Regions from separate parts of the Homo sapiens genome. Here region 2 is linked to region 1. A link is a contact called in ENCODE Hi-C or POLR2A ChIA-PET data. All regions are on one chromosome and are shown on one strand. Each heading gives the region's core, a stretch centred on a gene start or an enhancer-like site at or near the end of the contact. The rest is flanking DNA. Distances are from core to core; before and after follow the strand shown.

The links. A loop is a pair of places that touch in the nucleus more often than their neighbours do. ChIA-PET counts read pairs that join two places held with the same protein, here RNA polymerase II (POLR2A). Pooled maps may share reads with other maps.
Region 2: POLR2A ChIA-PET joins it to region 1 with 12 read pairs in MCF 10A. The contact joins two enhancer-like sites. A Hi-C loop is called at or near these places in 4 of 50 pooled maps. POLR2A ChIA-PET finds 5 or more read pairs at or near these places in 7 of 52 experiments (A673, AG04450, MCF 10A and 4 more).

Annotation. Positions count from the first base shown.
Region 1 is chr14:35,211,578-35,219,061 of GRCh38, forward strand. All of the region lies in intron 5 of PRORP (protein only RNase P catalytic subunit), which reads left to right. The region is part of intron 5 of PRORP-PSMA6 (PRORP-PSMA6 readthrough); the gene reads left to right. It also overlaps the pseudogene MRPL57P8. Among named protein-coding and RNA genes, the nearest start is that of PSMA6, 77 kb to the right of the region's middle. Within about 2 kb of position 2,519, at least 4 of the 41 ENCODE cell types and tissues checked have a DNase peak (open chromatin) inside an H3K27ac peak, as active enhancers do.
Region 2 is chr14:35,370,284-35,377,767 of GRCh38, forward strand. No RefSeq gene overlaps it. Among named protein-coding and RNA genes, the nearest start is that of NFKBIA, 31 kb to the right of the region's middle. RefSeq lists an enhancer at 6,300-6,594. Within about 2 kb of position 4,213, at least 15 of the 41 ENCODE cell types and tissues checked have a DNase peak (open chromatin) inside an H3K27ac peak, as active enhancers do.

The sequences.
Region 1 (7,484 bases), core at 1,269-3,768:
CCAGTGCATATAAAAGTTACGTTTATACTATACTGTAGTCTATTATGTATGCAATAACATTATGTCTAAAAATAATGCACATACCTAAATTTTAAAATACTTTATTGCTAAAAAATGCTTAAATCATCTGAGCCTTCAGGGCATCCTAATATTTTTTTCTTGGAGGATCTTGGCCTCAGTGTTGATGGCTGCTGATAGGGTGGTTGTTGCTGACAGTTGGGGTGGCTGTGGCGATTTCTTAAAGATAACAATGAAATTTGCTGCATTGATTGACTCTTCCTTTCACAAAAGATTTCTCTGTAGCACGCAATGCTGTTTGATAGCATTTTACCCATAGTAGGACTTCTTTGATAGTCAGAGTCAATCCTCTTAAACCCTTTCACTTGCTGTATCAACTAAACTTATGGAATATTCCATATCCTTTGTTATCATTTCAACAACGTTCACAGCATCTTCTTCAGGAGTACATTTTGATTCTGTCTCAAGAAACCATTTTCTTTGTTTCTCCATAACAAGCAACTCCTCATAGGTTCAAGTTTTATTATGAGGTTACAGCAATTCAGTCCCATCTTCAGGCTCCCCTTCTAATTCTAGTTCTCTTGCTGTTTCCACATCTGCAGCAACTTCCTCCACTGAATTTTTTAATCCCACCAAGCCATCCATGAGTATTGGAATCCACACCTTCCAAACTCCTGTTACTATTGGTATTTTGACCTCCTCCCATGAATCATGAATGTTCTTGCTGGCATGTGGAATAGTGACTCTTTTCCAGAAAGTTTTCAATTGATTTTGCTTAGATCCATCAGAGGAGTCACTATGGCAGCTATAGCCTTATGAAATGTATTTCTGAAATAATAAGATTTGAAAGTGTAAATTACTCCTTGAGCTATGGGCTTCAGAATGGATGTTGTGTTCACAGGCATGAAAACAGCATTCATCTCCTTGTATATCTCCATAAGAGCTCTTGGGTGACTAGGTGCATTGTCAATGAACAGTAATATTTTGAAAGGAATCTTTCTGAGCTCATTTTCTGGGCTTAAAATACTCAGTAAATCATGCTGGAAACAGATGTGCCATCATCCAGGCTTTGTTGTTCCGTTGATAAAGCACAGGCAGGGTAGATTTAGCATAATTCTTAAGGGCCCTAGGATTTTTGGACTGGTGAGTGAGCATTGGCTTCAACTTAAAGACAACAGCTACATTAGCCCTTACAAGAGAGTCAGCCTCTCCTTTGAAGCTTTGAAGCCAGGCATTGACTTCTCTTCTCTAGTTATGAAAGTCCTAGATGGCATCTTCTAATAGAAGGCTTTTTTGTCTCCATTGCCAATCTGTTGTTTAGTATAGCCACCTTTATCAATGATCTTAGCTAGGTCTTCGGAATAACTCACTGCAGCTTCTCCATCAGCACTTGCTACTTCGTCTTACACTTTTATGTCATGGAGATGCCTACTTTCTTTAAACCTCATGAGCCAACCTCTGCCAACTTCCAGCTTTTCTTCTGCAGCTTTCTTGCCTCTCTCAAACTTCATAGAATTGAAGAGAGTTTAGGGCCTTGCTCTGGATTACGTTTTGGTGTAAGGGCATGTTGTGGCTGGTTTTGTCTTCTACCCAGGCCACAAAAACTTCATCTCAGCAATAGGCTGTTTTGCTTTCTTTATCGTTTGCGTGTTCACTGGCATAACACTTTAAATTTCCTTCAAGAACTTTTCCTGGTTGGGCACGGTGGCTCATTCCTATAGTCCTAGCTTGGAAAGCTGGTGGGAGGATCACTTCAGCCCAGGAGTTCAAGGCTGCAGTGAGCTGTGATTGCACAACTGCACTCCAGTCTGCAGAGTGAGATCCTGTCTCCTTAAAAAAAATAAAATAAAAATAAAGGAAAAAAACCTTTTTCTTTGCATACACAACTTGGGTAACTGGCACAAAAGGCCTAGCTTTTGACCTGTCTTGGCTTTCAACATGCCCTCCTCACTAATCATCTGTAGATTTTTATTTAAGGTAGGAAATGTGCAACTCTTCCTTTCACTTTTGAACACTTAGTGGTCATCACAGGGTTAATTGGCCTAATTTTGATATTATTATGTCTTGGGGAAAGGGAAGAGAGGGAGAGAGATGGAAGAACAGCTGATGGGTGGAGCAGTCAGAACACACACAACATTTATCGATTAGATTCTCCATCTTACGTGAGTGTGGTTCATGGCACCCCAAAACAATTACAGTAGTAACATCCAAGATCACAGATCACTATGACAGATATAATAATAATGAAAAATTGGAAATATTGTGAGAAGTACCAAAATGTGACATAAAGACAAGAAGTGCTGTTGGAAAAATGGTACTAATAGACTTGCTAAACACAGGACTGCCACCAATCTTCAATTTGTAAAAAATGAATATCTGTAAAGTAATGTGCAATAAAATAATGTATACCTGTATCATATTCCCTGTGCATCTGCTTAGTACACTTTAAAGACTGTTAATGGTGATGATGATAAAAGCCACACATTCTTTATTCATCACTTGTCAGAATGTTCATTTGTTTATTTTAGTGAGTCATCCTTCAAATAAGAGGAAAACAGCATGTTCTTTCAAAGAATACTGTCTGGGAAGCAAGGGTACTTCTCAGATCTAGGAGCAGGAGAATGAGAAAAGCTGAAATGACAAGCCCTGTATTATTTTTGAAGAAGAGTTGTATTTTTTATGGGTAGCCATTTGTAAACCAGCCTAAATAATGAAATTGTAGGAGTTTAGAATAATATCCCAGTACATTAGGTCAATTATGTGGTCAGAAGCCCCAAACAAATATTGAGTGTATTCTCATATTACGATTTTGTTTTCTGAAGTTAAATGGAATGATTTATATGCTTATCTTCTGTTGCATCTTAAAAAGATGTATTATTAGTAGACAAATGCAGAGGTTGTGTGGTTATATAAGTTATCTATTACTCTGACTTCTTAAGCAGCAGGGCAAGAATGGACATGTTTTTCTAAAATAAGACTTTTCTCCATCTTACATGGGTGTGGTTCCTGGCACCCCAAAACAAAGCTGGGGCCGGGTGTGGTGGCTCACGCCTATAATCTCAACACTTTGTGAGGCTGAGGTGGGTGGATCATCTGAGGCCAGGAGTTCGAGACCAGCCTGGCCAACATGGCGAAACTGCATCTCTACTAAAAATACAAAAATTATCTGGGTGTGGTGGTGCACACCTGTAATCCCAGCTACTTGGGTGGCTGAGGCAAGAGAATCGCTTGAACCCAGGAGGCAGAGGTTTCAGTGAGCCGAGATCGTGCCACTGCACTCCAGCCTGGGCGACAGAGCGAGACTCCCATCTCAAAACAAAACAAAGGTGGGTGTCTTGAGTGCCTTTTGAGTATAGGCCTTCAGACTTTCTGAGGATTGGGAAAGCATTTTTTTTTAACCTTAAAATATTTATTGAATAAAGAATGGCAAGATCAGAAAAATAAGCTCTGGTTAGGATTTGATGTGGGGCTTCATTCTCAGCTCTGTTGCTACCTCCTTTTATGATCTTCGGTGGTCTCTTTTCCTGTTCAAACCCCAGTTTCCTTATTTATAAGGAGATAATGAGGAGACCAGACTTAATATTCTCTAAAGATTCTTTCAGCTCTAAAAACTTAATGATTCAAGCAGGTTGCCTGTGAAGAACAATGCATTTCTTCCAAAAGAGGGTGCTGTGGTATTTCTCAGTACTTTAGCATCTTCTTGAAAGGAACTGAACAATGGTAGAATCTCAGCTTAATTTTGTGTCTTCAGACTCCCAACCTTTGAGAAATAGTGTCTAATTCCTTCCTTTATTTAGATGAGGCGATATAAACCAATTCCTGATGTTACTGACACTTAAGTAAGTTTCAAAGAAAAAAATAAAAAATACACATAATTTTACCAGGCAAATATAGACAGTTTTGTCAGATGTGGTGGCTCCCAGCACTGCAGGAGGATCACTTGAGGCTGGTAATTTGAAACCAGCCTAAGCAACAAAGTGACCGTGACTCAAAAAAAAAAATTAAAAATTATCTGGGAATGGTGGCGTCTGCCTATAGTCCTAGCTGTTTTGTTGGCTTGGAGGCGGAAGGATTGCTTGAGCCCAGGAATTCCAGGTTTCAGTGAGCTATGATTGAGCAATTATTTCACCACTGCACTCCAGCCCAGGTGACAGAGTAAGACTCTATCTCTCTTTTTTTTTTTCTTGGGGGGACAGGGTCTCACCCTGTCGCCCAGACTAGAATGCAGTGGCATGATCTCGGCTCACCACAGCCTCCACCTCCTGGGTTCAAGCAATTCTCCTGCCTCAGCCTCCTGAGTAGTTTGGATTACAGGTGCCCACCACCACGCCTGGCTAATTTTTGTATTTTTAGTAGAGACCGGGTTTCACCACGTTGGCCAGCCTGGTCTTGAACTCCTGACCTCAAATGATCCACCTGCCTCGGCCTCCCAAAGTGCTGGGATTATAGGCATGAGCCACCGCACCCAACCGTAAGACTCTAGCTTTAAATATAAATTACATATATGTATATATTTATATTTATATATAATATATAATATATTTATATAATACATTTATATTAGAGAGAGAGAAGGAGAGAGAGAGATAGTTTTAACATTTTGATGTATTTTCACTCTTATTCAACTTCTTCCCATAAAATTGAGAAAATATATAAATTATGTGTGCGTGTGTGTCATTTTATTTGTTTTTGTCTTTTTCCTTTCTGGGTTTTTTTTGTTGTTGTTGTTGTTTTGACAAGGTCTTGTTCTGTTGCCCAGGCTGGAATAGAGTGGCATGATCACAGCCCACTGCATTCTCAACCTCCTGGGCTCAAGCAATCCTCCCGCCTCAGCCCCCAAGTAGCTGGGACCAGAGGCACGTGCCACCACACCTGGCTAATTTTTTTATTTTTAGTAGAGATGAGGTCTCACTAGGTTGTCCACACTGGTATATCACATTTTATTTATCCATTCATCAGTTGAGTTGTTCCTACTTTTTGGCTATCATGAATAATACTACTGTATGAACATTTTTGTGCCTGTTTTTGTGTTGACATGTGTTTTTATTTCTCTTTAGTATATATGTAGGAGTAGAATTGTCAGTTCATATAGTAATTCTTCTATTAGGTTTTTGAGAAACTGTCAGACTTTTTTCTCCAAAGGGCTGTACCATTCTACATTCTCACCAGCAGTATATAAAGGATCTAATTTCTCCATATCCTTGCTAGCACTTGTTGTTAACTGTCTTTTTTATTATAGTCGTACTAATAGGTGTGAAGTGGTATCGTAAGTGATTTTTGACTCGTGTTTCTCTGATGGCTAATGATGTTGAGCATCTTTTAATATGCTTATTAGCCATTTGTGTATAGTCTATGGAGAAATGTCCATTCAGATCCTTTGCCTATTTTAAAATTGGATTGATTTTCTTTTATTATTGAATTGTAAGAGTTCTTTATGCATTTTGGATATTAGGTCCTTCTCAGATATATATTTGCAAAATTTTCCCCCCATTCTGTTTTTGGCTTCACTTTCTTGAAGATGACTTTTGAAGCACAAAAGTTTTTAATTGTGATGATGTCCAATCTATTTTTTTTCTTTCATAACTTGTCTTTTTGGTTTTGTACCTTAAGAAACCATTGTCTAGGGTGGGCGCAGTGGCTCACGCCTGTAATCCCAGCACTTTGGGAGGCCAAGGTGGGCAGATCACCTGAGGTCAGGAGTTCTAGACCAGCCTTGCCAACATGGTGAAACCCCATCTCTACTGAAAATACAAAAATTAACCTGGCGTGGTGGCAGGCACCTGTAATCCCAGCTATTTGGGAGGCTAAGGCAGGAGAATCACTTGAACCTGGGAGGCAAAGGTTGAAGTGAACCAAGATTGTGTCACTGCACTCCGGCCTGGGTGACAGAGCAAGACTCTGTCTCAAAAAAAAAAAAAAAAAGAAAAGAAACCATTGTTTAATCCAAAGTAACAATGATTTACATCTTTTTTTCTAGGAGTTTTATAGTTTTACATTTAGGTTTTTTTTCTCTTTGAGTTGATTTTTGTACTTGGTATGAGTCCAACTTCACTTTTTGGTATATGGATATCTAGTTGTCCTGGCACTATTTGTTGAAAAGACTATTTTTCTCCTACTTGAATTATCTTGGTACCCTTCTTAAAAATGAATTCACCATAAATGTGAAGGTTTATTTCTGGACTCTCAATTTTATTCCATTGATCTGTTTGTCTGTCTTTATGCCAGTACCACACAGTCTTAATTAGTGTAGCTTTCTAGCAAGTTTTGAAGTCAGAAAGTGTGGGCCCTCCAATTTTGTTCCTTTTCTAAGTTGTTTTGGCTATTCTTGGTCCCTTGAATTTCCATGTGAATTTTAGAATCAGTTTGTCAATTTCTACAAAGAAGCCAGCAGAGATTTTGATAGAAGTTACATTAAATCTGAGGTATGTTGTTTTAATTTGCATTTAAAAAATAAATAATGGGGCTAACTTTTTTCAAATGTTTGTTAACAGTTTTAGTTTCTTCTGCAAATTCATATCATTTCTGTAAGCCAGGAAATCCCTGACACCCTCCTGTCAAGCTAAAAAACAAGAAACACAATAGAGCTGGGCATGGTGGCTCATGCATGTAATCTCAGTACTTTGGGAAGCCGAGGTGGGAGGATCACTTGAGCCTAGGAGTTCGAGACCAGCCTGGGCAACATAGTAAGACCCTGTCTCTACAAAAAAATTAAAAAATTGGCTGGGTGTGGTGGTGTGCACTTGTAGTCCCAGCTATTATGGATGCTGAGGTGGGAGGATCACTTGAGCCCAGGAGGTCAAGGCTGCAGTAAGCTGTTCTTGTGCCACTGCATAGTAGCCTGGGCAACAGAGCAAGATCCTGTCTAAAAAAAGAAAAAAAAAAAAAAAAAACCAACAACAAAACACAACAGAACACTGATTGTACTTTTTTTTTTTTTTTTTTTTTTGTTGAGACAGAGTCTTGCTCTGTTGCCCAGGCTAGAATGCAGCGGCGCGATCTCAGCTCACTGCAACTTCCGCCTCCTGAGTTTAAGCCATTCTCCTGCCTCAGCCTCCCGAGTAGTTTGGATTACAGGTGCCACCACCACGCCTAGCCAATTTTTGTATGTTTAGTAGAGACGGGGTTTCACCATGTTGACCAGGCTGGTCTTGAACTCCTGACCTCAAGTGATCCGCCCACCTTCGCCTCCCAAAGTACTGGGATTAAAGGCATGAGCCACCACGCCTGGCCAATTGTACTTTTAAGCACTAAGGAGTTTAGAGCCCCAGATATTCTATGTGGACGTCATGATGCTCATGCTTGTTTGTTTTAATAAGACTCTAGTACAAAGGGTCACATTTTCATAGAAGCTACACTTTTTCAGTTCCAAGAGCGAATAAAGACAGGCAGCCCTCTAATCTATAAAATTGAAAGTCGATGGCTCAGGGTTAGGGCCATTTCTTGGTAATGTTGAGATGGTTGGGCTG
Region 2 (7,484 bases), core at 2,963-5,462, 160 kb after region 1:
TGGGAGTTGGAGCTTGCTCATGAGTTGCAGAGCCGGACCAGAACCCAGGAATCCCAGCTTGGTGCAGCGCCCTTCCCTCTAACCCTGCTCTCTTGGCACTCAGCGTTCTCTGAGCAGCTTTTCTAAACTCTTTGCCAAAAGCCTGGAGTCTCAGACCAAAGAGGCTTAGTTGAAAACTGGTTTTTCAGAATCCTTGGCATATTAAGAAAAGTAAATGCCACCTCCTCCTGAAGCTGACACTGCCTTTGCAAAAAATTTAACAGTGAGGATGAGGAAATGATGACAGTGAAAGGGATCTGACTTAACCAACTCCATCCTGCCTTTAACCTCCAAAGTGCCCCTGGTCATTCTTAGGTGTGAGCCAAGCTAACGCTGGGAGAAATTTAGTTTATAGTTTAAATGATAATAGCTCTTCTACAAAATTAAACCACTTTTGTAAAATGAATGAAAGGCCACCAGGTTAGGACGATGAGAGGGGCTTGAGCTCTGCTAAGATGTACACATAGTTCAATGATTACCAGCCATTATTCCAGAAGTCACAAGATTTGTAACTTCTCCAATTACTTTCTTATATCACATACATCGCTATTGTAGAACCTGAGACTGGCCTTCTGAGATGGCTTTTCAGCCGTTTGCATTTCTGAAGACCAGGCCTCTTGACCCAACTTTTGTGTGCCCCACACCCAGAAATGGACTCAGTGCAAGAGGACCATTTTCCACACCACTATGATCGCATCCCCAGCCATTCAGCGATACTGACTCCCTCGTCCCCTGCCCACCAAGCTATACTTGAAAAACCCTAGCCTCCGAATTTTCAGAGAGGCTGATTTAGTAATAATAAAATTGTGGTCTCTTATTTAGTCAGCTCTTGGTATATTAAACTCTTTCTCTATTGCAGTTCCCCTGTCTTGATAAATTGGCTCTATCTGGGCAGCAGGCAAGAAGAACCTGTTGGACAGTTAGTTACAAAGCCCTCCCATAGGAGGGCACTCCTATGGGAGTGGTGACCGTTCCCTTTTCTGAGATTCCATCTCTTGGGATCTTCCAAAGTAGGGTAGAAATATAGATATCAATCCACACTGACTATGTGATGCCAGTGTTCTTTCTTCCTGCACAGCACACAGCTTCCTGAGCAACTTTCCACCTCCCCATTCATGCCTAACTTGAAAAGTGTGTGCTGAATGTGGATGGACAGTCATTCTAGGGCAGAAGCCATGGAAATCCAAGGACTGGACTGAAGAAGATCTAGATGCCGCATCTCTAGGCTATCCGGCTGAGACAAGGCCTTCTGCAGCCCAGGTGGTTTGGGGGATGGGGGTGGGGGGTGTTGACTCCGATTAGTGGGACCAACTGGGATTATTTTCTAAAATGGGGCAGATAAAAGATCTTCATAGTCTCCCCACTGCCCAATAACTAATTTTTTTTTTTTGAGATGGAGTCTAGCTGTATCACCCAGGCTGGAGTGCAGTGGCACGATCTCAGTTCACTGCAACCTCTGCCTCCCGGGTTCAAGCAATTCTTGTGCCTCAGCCTCCCAAGTAGCTGGGATTACAGGCATGCAGCACCACACCTGGCTAATTTTTGTATTTTTAGTTGAGACGGGGTTTCACCATGTTGGCCAGGCTGGTCTCAAACTCCTAACCTCAAGTGATCCACCCGCCTCAGCCTCCCAAAGTGCTAGGATAACAGGTGTGAGCCACCACACCCGGCCCCAATAACTAATATTAATGGTCACATTATTGAGAGCTTATCATGGGTCAAGTGTTTGGGTTACTTCTTTCCATACCACAGGTAGGAACTACAAAATCCTTCAATTGAAAGGTAAGCAAATTGAGGCACAGAAAGGTTAGGAGATGTGCTCAAGGTCCCACAGTTGGCAGGCAGTGAGGCCAGGAGGCCACCATGAACCACTGCGTTCTATTGCCTTCCCAGAAGTGACTCCATGGTGGCCTCCCTCCCTTGATGGAGTATCAGGAGGTCCTCTGAGCAGGGACTCACAAAGCCTGCCCAGGCAAACCGGGCCCCAAGAGCAAGGAAGTTTTTCTTGGTTATTCACAGTGAGGACTCCAACAGTGAACTGTTAGAAGGCCTTGCTCAGACCAGATCCTTGGCTGCCAGTGGGCAAGAGGAGACCATAAGGAATGCGTCCAGCTGGACCCTGGGCCCACCCCTGTTGCTGCCTGCTGGAGGGTGGGTCATGGAATTCTCACCAGGAGCTTGGTTGTTCAGACTGCACAACAATGAGGCTGGGCCAGGACACGGTGGCTCACACCTGTAATCCCAGCACTTTGGGAGGCAAAGGCAGGAGGATTGCTTGAGCCAAGGAGTTCTAGACCAGCCTGGGCAACATAGTGGGACCCTGTGTCTACAATGCCAGGTGTGGTGGCATGCACCTGTAGTCCCAGCTACTCAGGAGGCTGAGATAGGATAATTGCTTGAGCCTGCAAGGTTGAGGCTGCCACAGTGAGACATGATTGCACCACTGCACTCCAGCCTGGGAGATGGCGTGTGACCCTGTCTCAAACAAAACAAAAACAATGAGGCTGGAAGGCAAGCCAAGGTGCAGGACTAGCAAGCCAGAAACAGTAGTAACTAGTGCCTTCCCCTCATCAGGATATCAGAGGCCTGGGGCACTGAGCAGTCAGAACTAAAAGTTCCCATTGAGACAAAGTGGACTTTTGAAGCAGACCATTTGGGCAGAAAGTCAACACTGTGTATGCAGCTGGCCCCTCTTTTCCCAGGGAAGGGTCCTGGCCAGCAGTCTTTCCTGCGTCTATGAATGGAGCCTTTAGCAAATAGAAAGGGCAGGTTCTGGACCAGGTGTGGTGGCTCATGCCTGTAATCCCAGAATTTTGGGAGGCACAGGCAGGAGGATTGCTTGAGCCCAAGAGTTCAAGACCAGCCTGGGCAACATAGTGTAGACCTCATATCTAAAAAAAAAAAAAAAGAAAAAGAAGAAAAAAGAAAGAGAAAGAGAGAAAGAGAAAGAAAAAGAAAGAAAGGAAGGAAGGAAGAAAGAAAGAAAGAGAAAGAAAGAAAGAAAGAGAAAGAAAAGAAAAGAAAAGAAAAGAAAAGGGAGGGAGGGAGAGAGGCCAGGCGCGGTGACTCATGTCTGTAATCCTAGCACTTTGGGAGGCTGAGGCAGGCAGATCACGAGGTGGGTGGATCACGAGGTCAGGAGTTCGAGACCAGCCTGACCAACATGGTGAAACTCCGGCTCTACCAAAATTACAAAAATTAGCCAGGCGTGGTGGTGTGCGCCTGTAATCCCAGCTACTCAGGAGGCTGAGGCAGGAGAATCGCTTGAACCCGGAAGGCGGAGGTTGCAGTGAGCAGAGATTGTGCCATTGCACTCCAGCCTGGGTGACAGAGTGAGACTCTGTCTCAAAAAAAAAAAAAGAAAAAAGAAAGAGATAGAGGACAGGCGCGGTGGCTCACGCCTATAATCCCAGCACTTTGGGAAGCTGAGGCAGGTGGATCACCTGAGACCAGGAGTTCGAGACCAGCCTGGCCAATACGGTGAAACCCCATTTCTACTAAAAATACAAAAATTAGCCGGGCGTGATGGCACGTGCCTGTGATCCCAGCTACTCAGGAGGCTGAGGCAGGAGAATTGCTTGAACCTGGGAGGTGTAGGTTGCAGTGAGCTGAGATCGTGCCACTGCACTCCAGCCTGGGCAACAAGAGTGAAACTCCGTCTCAAGAAAAAAAAAAAAAAAGAGAGAGAGAGAGAAAGAGACAGGTTCTGTTTCAAAGCCCCCTGTGCTGCACCTGAAGGAGTCCCAGCTGTTAACACCTATGTCTCCCTACCTTCTGTGATATTGACTAGGCTACCATTTTTTTTTTTTTTTTGAGACAGGGTCTCGCTCTGTCACCCAGGCTGGAGTGCGGTGGCACAATCTCAGCTCACTGCAGCCTCTATCTCCCAGGTTCAAGCAATTCTCCTGCATCAGCCTCCCAAGTAGCTGGGACTACAGTCATGTACCACCACACCCAGCTAATTCTTTTAATTCTTTTGTATTTTTTGTAGAGATGGGGTTTCACCATGTGACCCAGGCTGGTTTCGAACACTTGAGCTCAAGTGATCCTCCCTCCTTGGCCTCCCGAAGTGCTAGGATTACAGGCATGAGCCAACACACCCGGCCTGCACTCATTTCTTAATCAAGGAAAAATGAATATAAAAGGAGGCTTGGGAAATCTAGGAAGCTCATTACAGGAATTCCTCATAGAGGTGACTCAGCACTTCATTTCACAAGGAGGACCAGAAGTGTCGCAAACACAGTGTTCTTCCCTTTAAAGAGTCAGATCGAACCAAGATCTCCCTGCGTAACTCTCTCTGCAGGAGACCCGGGCTCAGTTACAAAAGACTCTGGGTTGGCAGAAACAGTGCTCCCACTTTTTCAGAAGTGATTGGGTCTGGAATGGCTGAATTACATGATGTGCTTCTGCGAGAGGATGGCAGACTAGCTGGGGCCAGGTAGCCAGGGCTACCTGAAACACCAGGAAATAACTATTAGTTCATCTCATGAACCAGACACAATAGTGCTAACAGAAAATTTGCCTCTAAATAGGTCATAAAATCCCAGCCAAACTTTCGCACACAGCATGATCAATGGCATCCTAGTTTTTTATTAATATTCATTATTAATTTAATATTGATATTATTAATATTCATTTGAGCTTATAAATGTATATAAAATGTATATGAACACTATAGTCAAGAAATTGAAAGGATGGAATGTCTTTATAGTAGCTTGTTTTGCCAAATTACCTAAGGGTTTTTTTGTTTGTTTGTTTGTTTGTTTTTGAGGCGGAGTCTTGCTCTCTCGCCAGGCTGGAGGGCAGTGGCACAATCCTGGCTCACTGCAACCTCTGCCTCCCGGGTTCAAGCGATTCTCTTGCCTCAGCCTCCCAAGTAGCTGGGACTACAGGTGCACGCCACCATGCCCAGCTAATTTTTGTATTTTTAGTAGAGCTGGAGTTTCACCATGTTGGCCAGGCTGGTCTCGAACTCTTGACCTCGTGATCTGCCCGCCTCGGCATCCCAATGTGCTGGGATTACAGGTGTGAGCCACTACACCTGGCCAAGTTTTTTTTTTTTTTTTTAAAGTACTTTCCAGGCCGGGTGAGGTGGCTCACACCTGTAATCCCAGCACTTTGAGAGGCCAAGGCAGGTGGATCATGTGAGGTCAGGAATTCGAGACCAGTCTGGCCAACATGGTGAAACCCCATCTCTATTAAAAATGCAAAAATTAGCTGGGCATGGTAGCACATGCCTGTAATCCCAGCTACTCAGGAGGCTGAGGCAGGAGAATCACTTGAACCTGGAAGGCAGAGGTTGCACTGAGTGGAGATCATGTCATTGCACTCCAGCCTGGGGAACAAAGAGCAACACTTCATCTCAAAAAAAAAAAAAAAAAAAAGGTACTTTCCCAGATGTCATGCCTTCCTTACCAATGCTGTAATTTTCCTAATTTCACGCACAGCTCACATATGGTATATTTCAGCCAGCGAGAGCTCAACTAACTGCAGAACATCCAGCACTGCATGTCATATCGTGTCACCCACTTGCTGAGGGCAAGCCCAGCATGGTTTGGTCTGAAGCTGACTTGAAGAGCTGAGAGTTCAAGACTTGTCACTGGGTCCCAAAAAGGCCCTGTGAGCCTGGAGGCAGAGCCCAGTCCTGTCTCAACCACCAGGCTCAGGACTGGGGGCTTTCCCGAGGATAGAGTCACACGCGCGCGCACACACACACACACACACACACACACACATTCATTCTGTTCGATGGTGGAGCTCCTTCCTTATGGAGAGACACTTTTCAATAAAAAGAACATATAGGTTGCTTCTCCTGCAAGCTGCACTGGCCTTCCGCTAGCCCCAGAACCTCTCCTATCCAGGCAGTCCCTCTCTGGGCTGGGAGTCACCAGCACTGTTCTTAAGAGCTCCCTGGCATTACTTTTCCCAATGACTGGAAGTTCTTGATAGCAGGAGCTATGACTGGCTTTTTGAAGTTTCTTACAGCACTTTTAAAGAAATATATACTTTAAAAAGTAACCCAATGAGCAGCAGGCACTTTATTTAATTTTAAAGTAGCTTCTAATCCTGGTTTGTGGTATAGGCATGCATTTTACAAAGTCTCGATTACGATGAACATCTTCCTTTGTATTTTAATTTCTGCCTTAGCATCCTACTGCGTCCACATTCCCATGTGTTTCAGTTACCTATTGCTGTGTAATAAACCAGCCAAAAACTCAGTGGCTTAAAACAACCTTGATTGTTTCTCATGATCCTGTGCGTTGGCAGGGAGGTTCTTTGGCTTCACGAGTATTGCTCATGTGCCTGCACTGAGCTGGGAGCTCTGTCCTTCTTCCTGTGCTGGCTAGCCAGGACTTCCTTACTGCATGGCAACCAGGCTTGGAGGGAGTGATCTGAGAGAACAGACATAAGGTGCAAGCGCTTATCAAGGCTCATCTTGTGTCATGCCTCCGAAGAGTCCCATTGGCCAAAGCCAGTCACATGGCCAAGGCCAGCCTGACCAACCTGGTGAAACCATGTCTCTACTAAAAATACAAAAAAATTAGCCAGGCTTGGTGGTTCATGCCTGTAATCCCAGCTACTTGGGAGGCTGAGGCAGGAGAATCTCTGGAACCCAGGAGGCGGAAGTTGCAGTGAGCCGAGATCGTGCCACTGCACTCCAACCGGGGTGACAGAGTGAGACTCTGTCTCAAAAACAAAACAAAACAAAGCAAAACTAGTGATGGCTGAAAAGAAGCAAGAATAAGGACAAGATACAGAGGGGCTCTCTATGAAGATATGATGATTTAGGGAGTGAGGAGCTGCAGGAACATTTCCTTATGTGCAAATTTGGAAAGTAGCAAAGGTCTTGAAACATACCTGTTGTAATTGTCAGGAGGCTACTGAATTAATGCAACAAATCTTTTGCTGATATTAATAGAATTTAAATAAAAGGGGAAATTGGACTGGTTGCCGTGGCTCACACCTGTAATCCCAGCACTTTGGGAGGCTGAAGTGGGACGACTGCTTGAGCCCAGGAGTTCAAGATCAGCCTGGGCAACATGGCGAAACCCCGTCTCTTTTTTTAAAAAAATGCAAAAATTAGCCAAGCATAGTGTGCCTATAGTCCTAGCTACTCAGGAAGCTGAGTCAGGTGGATCATTTGAGCCCAGGAGGTCGAGGCTGTGGTGGGCCGTGATCACACCACTGCACTCCAGCCTGGGCAACAGAATGAGACTCTGTCTCAAACACACAAACAAATAAATATAAAGGGAAAATAATTCACCCAGGGGCACCTCTCACTTCTCCAGATTCTCTTTGTTTTTGTTTGTTTGTTGTTGTTTTAAAGAGTTGAAGTCTCTCTACGTTGCCCAGGCTGGTCTTGAACTCCTGGGCTCAAAGGATTCTCCCACCTCGGCCTCTCAAGTAGCTGGGACTACAGGATCATGCCACCTCGTCCAGCTCAG